Linked DNA regions of Homo sapiens: region 2 is linked to region 1. A link is an interaction called in ENCODE POLR2A ChIA-PET data of the cell type or tissue named here. Cell type or tissue: PC-9. All regions are shown on one strand. Links, peaks and the distances in the headings refer to the core of each region. The heading gives the core; the rest is flanking DNA. Region 1 holds the start of THBS1-IT1 (THBS1 intronic transcript 1). Region 2 overlaps LOC105370777 (a long non-coding RNA gene).

Evidence for each region. Peaks named below come from ENCODE experiments on the same cell type or tissue, not always from the same donor. Only the 100,000 strongest peaks of a DNase experiment are listed, where the experiment ranks them.
Region 2: POLR2A ChIA-PET joins it to region 1 with 8 read pairs; 10 of 35 experiments call an interaction of 5 or more read pairs at or near these places.

What each region holds. Positions count from the first base shown.
Region 1 is chr15:39,585,237-39,588,153 of GRCh38, forward strand. THBS1 (thrombospondin 1) reads left to right here. Exons shown (of 22, transcript NM_003246.4): 7 at 234-327; 8 at 2,111-2,284; 9 at 2,806-2,917. It overlaps THBS1-IT1 (THBS1 intronic transcript 1), which reads left to right and starts at 890. Exons shown (of 1, transcript NR_186398.1): 1 at 890-2,017. In PC-9, for the core only: no CTCF peak of the experiment used is centred there; no DNase peak of the experiment used is centred there.
Region 2 is chr15:39,152,809-39,155,725 of GRCh38, forward strand. All of the region lies in intron 1 of LOC105370777 (a long non-coding RNA gene), which reads right to left. Among named protein-coding and RNA genes, the nearest start is that of LINC02915, 96 kb to the right of the region's middle. In PC-9, for the core only: a CTCF peak has its summit at 1,525; a DNase peak (open chromatin) is centred at 1,123; H3K27ac peaks cover 1,413 bases.

The sequences.
Region 1 (2,917 bases), core at 241-2,740:
AGCAATTAAAAAGAACTTTCCAAGGAATGGAGTGACACGTAAACTAGCACTAGAACTGTCTCTACGATAGTGGTGGCTGCAAATATGACAGAGACAGATCTATGAAAATCATTCCACTAGAGCATTGACAGCCCTGACCATGTTTTGGCTTGTAAAGGAAATGTTACAGGATGTAGACTTCTGTATGCAACATGCTCAGCAGCCTGTTCCCCTCTCACTCTCTTGCCCTGCAGAACTCAGTTACCATCTGCAAAAAGGTGTCCTGCCCCATCATGCCCTGCTCCAATGCCACAGTTCCTGATGGAGAATGCTGTCCTCGCTGTTGGCGTAAGTTTCTCAAATGGCATAGCTATTCTTCAGTGACTAGGTCAGTTCTACATACATCCTAGACAGCCGAGCACAACACTGGAACCCCACCCCCATCTCCATCATGCTTCCATTCAGTTTCTTGCTGCAGCAGCTGGTTAACTGACAGCTTATCTGCTGTACAGAGCCAAAACTCCATTATGAGTACATCGTAATTACCCATCTGGATTGCAGTAATGGCAGTGAAGATCTTGGTATAGCTCATTAATTCTGATTTTTTGCTTTGAGGAAAAGAGATGAAGACGTGGCAGCAACAGCTCTAAGTTGACTGCTTTTAGAATTTGACCTTAGTGGCACAGAGTTAAGAAAAATCTGCTCACCAGAGATATTGACAGGCTTACTGTGTAAGCATTGGCCTGATCGGGCCTGGAAGTTTTGCCCCTTTCATCTGTAGGGATAAGAGGGCCTAAGAGAATAGCAGCAATCTGAGCTCTAGAGCACCAAAAGAAATAAGGCACGATATCGTTCCATGGCACGTTATCCCTGGCTTTTGTTACCAGTAAAATGAATGACTTTGCTGAGACAATACTTAGTGTAGCAGGTACAAGTTATAAAAGTGATTCATTACAACTAAGATAAGGAAGAAAACAGGAAAACAGCACTTGCCCTTCACACACACAGAAACACACATGCACACACACACAAACACACCCTTGTCACAGCTCAGAATAACCAATTCCATCCAGGGATCATATTAGCGATATTGGCACTGTAATGGTCGTTTTTACATTTATTTTCTGTTCCGCATTCACTTAACATGTGCGTTAAAAGGAACAAAGCTAGCTGGAGGTAGCAAAGTTTTGAACTTGAATCAGGGATTGCTAAGAAAACTTACAACTAATGACCACAGAAAGTAAGTTCTTTGTCTTCTGTCTGATACAGCTAGATGTGATTGTAGCCGTGGTGCCTGGGCAGATGGTAAACAAACATGCTGTCCTCTTATGACAATATGTGCAGAGAAGGCCCCAAACGCTGGGGTGAGAGGAACAACAAACTGACTAACTCACGGCCGAGTTGGAGCCAGAACCAACAACAGCTCGGCTGCCTTCACACTCATCTGTCAAACACATGGTGTATGGCTCCCCTGACAGAAATGACTCCTATAAGCTTCCTCATACTCGCGCATTCTTGGAAGTCTGAGACTGGAAATGCCTACCCAGATATGTTAAGTCAGTAAAGGAAAACTCATTTGCAATGCTGAGAGGAGAAAGAAAATCAATGAATAGGAGAGCATACACTGTGGGAAGGCTCAGCTGTACTGAGCCAGGCAAAGCATCCGATTACCCCACTGCTGTACACATCATGACCTGGGATAAACCCCTGGGCCGTTGGCCTAAGAAATATGTTGCTTTTCATCCTGTATAACTGCAACTTTGTGCCGGCTCATATTATGTTCTAGAGAGCTCATGTACACCATGGTGACCATAGTTAATAATACTGGATTGTATGCTTAAAATTTGCTAAGAGAGTAGATCTTAAGTCATCACCAAAAAAAGTAACTGTAAGATGATGGAGATGTGTTAATTAGCTTGACGGTGGTAATCACAATATATGTGTATATCAAAACATCACATTATACACCTTAAATGTATATAATATTTGTCAATTATACCTCAGTAAAGCCAAAAAGAAATAAATATATTGCTTTTCACCCTCTGGCAAGTGGAGGGCCCTGAACAGAGCCCTCTAAAGAACAGCTTGTCCTAATCATCACGTACCTGATGAACCTCTGTTTCCCCTGCAGCCAGCGACTCTGCGGACGATGGCTGGTCTCCATGGTCCGAGTGGACCTCCTGTTCTACGAGCTGTGGCAATGGAATTCAGCAGCGCGGCCGCTCCTGCGATAGCCTCAACAACCGATGTGAGGGCTCCTCGGTCCAGACACGGACCTGCCACATTCAGGAGTGTGACAAGAGATGTAAGCATCTTAGCCTCTCAGGGACGTGGAGAACTGACCTGTCCTTGTTGTCGTCACCAAGGGCAGCTCCACAGCATGTATATTAAGAACACGGGTTCTAGGATCTCTGGATCCCAATCCCACTGCTTAGCTGTGCACCCTTGAACACAACTTACCCTCTCTGAGGCTCTTTCCTCATTTGCAACTTGGAGATAATAATAGTTCTTGATAAGTTTATCTTGAGCATTTTATTTAGATACTGCATGTAAAGCAGTTAGCACTGAGTTTTGGTTTATGGTAAGCACCCTGTAAATGTTAGGATATTAACAGCAACCCATAAAAACAGCGAACTTATCCGTTCTCTGGTAGAAAACATTCCATGTTGACATTTGGGCATGTGGCCAGGAGCCAATTTCTACCGTACACTGGGTTTAGTTGCCATTGACCATTTCCTGGAAATACTTCTGCGTGCTCCTGATGGGAGCCTCTATTTGGCTGTCTCTAAGCCAAAACCATTTGTGACCATCAACTCTGTACTTTAGTTAAACAGGATGGTGGCTGGAGCCACTGGTCCCCGTGGTCATCTTGTTCTGTGACATGTGGTGATGGTGTGATCACAAGGATCCGGCTCTGCAACTCTCCCAGCCCCCAGAT
Region 2 (2,917 bases), core at 159-2,658, 430 kb before region 1:
ACTGACAATGCCTGACACCATGGAGCCTCCGTGAGCCTGTGCACCTGAGGATTAGGACATGGGGAAGGGCCTCCAGTTGACCCGTGATGGTCATAAAGCATCAGTAAGGAATAAGCCCTTGTTGTTAATAACCAATCATATATGTGGGTTTACTATATTGCAGCTAATAGAGTCTCTCCTGAGTGATGTAAAAATCTAGTTCTTTTCTGGACACAATGACTATTGAAGGAGAAAAATAAGGAAAGGGAAGGGTGGTTGGATATCATTTAGTGGCAATAGATGTTTTCTCAAACTTCCCCTAAGAACATTGCATTAAATGAAAACGAGCACTCTTCTGGAAACCTGAAAGTATAATGTAACAAGGATATACAAGGGCTTTATAAATTGTGAATCATTTTGCAAATGCTAGCTAAAACAATATTTATTTATCATCCACAACTGCAGCCAAGATTACATGTTTTCTCATTTTGTAAGTCCATAATATTTACCTAGCTCTCACTAAAGAAATACTTAATCACACTGTATGTGGACAATTCAAAAGATCAGAGACAACTCTTCTAATTTATGTGTCAAAACAAATATCCCCAAGAAAGACTAAGGCCACTTGATAGACTATGTACAATTCAAGATGAATGCTTCTTTGCTATTTTTTTTTTTTTTTTTTTTTTTGGAACAGGATCTTGTTTTGTCATCCAGGCTGGAGTGCAGTGGCACAGTCACAACTCACTGCAGCTTCAACCACATTGGCTCAAGTGATCCTCCCACCATCAGCCTTTTTGGTAGGTGGGACTATAAGCACATGCTACCATGCCCAGTCAAGTTTTTAATTTCTTTGTAGAGACAGAGATCTCACTATGTTGCCCAAGCTGATCTCAAACTCATGAGCTCAAGTGATCCTCCCATCTTGGCCCCCAAAGTGTTGGGATTACAGGCGTGAGCCACTGCTCCTGGCCTTGCTACTCTTTTTATTATTCACAACCTCTAGAAATAGTATAGGAGATCCAAGCACTAGTCTCCCGTTGTCATGGATACAGAAAGTGGAGAAGAGAGCAGGATAAGTGGCTTGTTTGGGACTAGACAAGGCTGTCACTAAATGACTCACTACTTCAGCCCTTTGCTCCTCTTGGCACCTGGACCAGCAAAGGCACACATATTCTGTAATTGTTTTGTTCCTGCCAAACCTGTTACAAGGAATAAACTTAGAGCACCCAGAAGTTTAGCAACATATTATCATCTTGGAATGTGACATTATTAAACCCTCCTAATCCCCATGTCTACAAAATTAAGAAATCCAGAGCATGTTTTCTAAATGGAAATGGAAGCGTATACAGGCTTAATCACAAAGAGTTAATTTTTAAGCCCTTAAAATTAGAGAAATGACAATGACAATATAAATTCTTATTTTTACCACTTCTGGGGTGAAGCTTGTTTGGAGAAGCTAGCACTGGTTAGAAAGAATAGCCATGTCAGACTGAGGAAATCACAGCTCTCACCTGTAGTTACTGGCAAAACAAAGTCTGGACTTTGTCTCTAGTGGCAGAGGTTGGAACTTGATCTCTTAGCTTCTAGTCAGTTCTATTGCCACCAAACAAGGAATAAGCAAGATTTCCTTCTCTGGATTGCCTTTGGGATTGACTATCTGTTCATCCTGTTTAGTGAGTCTCCTCTATAAGGAGTCTTCAGGGTTCCAGGCACTCTGAGGGCTGTTTCTCACTCCAGGGCCCCTCTACTGGAGGGCACAAACTGTGGGCCACATACAAGGTACAGCCACACCCCAGGGTGCTGTCAGAGTCCAGCACTCACAAGTTTACAATGGTTACCCACTTGGTTTCACCTCAGGTCACTGTTACTTTCTTTTAGCCACCTATTCTTTAGAAGACAAGTTCCCTTCCTGATTTCTGACCATTCTCTTCTTGACAGGGTCAACTTCCATAGTGCCACCTACCTTCCTCCTTTCCTGACCCAAGCTACTCTTTCCCAACTTTTCTCAGATCCTTTGTTGAAACAATTTTATTTTGCACTGTTACATTCCCTCGTGTGTCATGAGGGGTGCACTTCAAGTAAATGTCCACACTGACAAAGCAACTATATCTCTGTAACTAATTCCAGCCAAAAAGTTCTTCCTAAAAGGAGTATAATTAGGAAAGAAATTATGCACATAAACAACATTCCTTTCCTGGGATGGACTGATGATTGTTGGAAATATTTTATTAACTCATACCCTCCTTTATTCCCAAAAGGATTCAGGGCAGCATCTTTCCATGCCTTTTTTGGAGTGTAGGGTAACATATGCTGCTGTGGTCTGTGAAAAGAATGGGCAGCAGCCGGGTGCGGTGGCTCACGCTTATAATCCCAGCACTTTGGGAGGCCGAGGCGGGTGGATCACAAGGTCAGGAGATCAAGACCATCCTGGCTAACACAGTGAAACCCCGTCTCTACTAAAAATACAAAAAAAGTAGCCAGGCTTGGTGGCACATGCCTGTAGTCCCAGCTACTCGGGAGGCTGAAGCAGGAGAATCACTTGAATCCAGGAGGCAGAGGTTGCAGGGAGCCGAGATCATGCCACTGCACTCCAACCTGCATGATAGAGAAAGGCTCCGTCTCAAAAAAAAAAAAAAACAGAATGGGCAGCTCTTGCTTTAGTAAGGCTTCCATTCTTGTTTTAAGAAATAGCAAAGGGTTAATATTTAAACTCATAAAGCTCTTGAAACCTTGTGTAAGTAACCTTATCCTAGAAAAATGACCTGTATTTTAATTTATATTAGATGGGGAATTTTCACATGTAAACCTTCCCTAGGTAAGAAAAAGAAAAGGAAGATTCCCGAAAGACTCAGATAGAAGAGAGAGGGTAACCGTCAAAGAAAACACATCCTGTCTAGGATAATATGGGGTCTGGATCATCAAAATTGTCTGAATT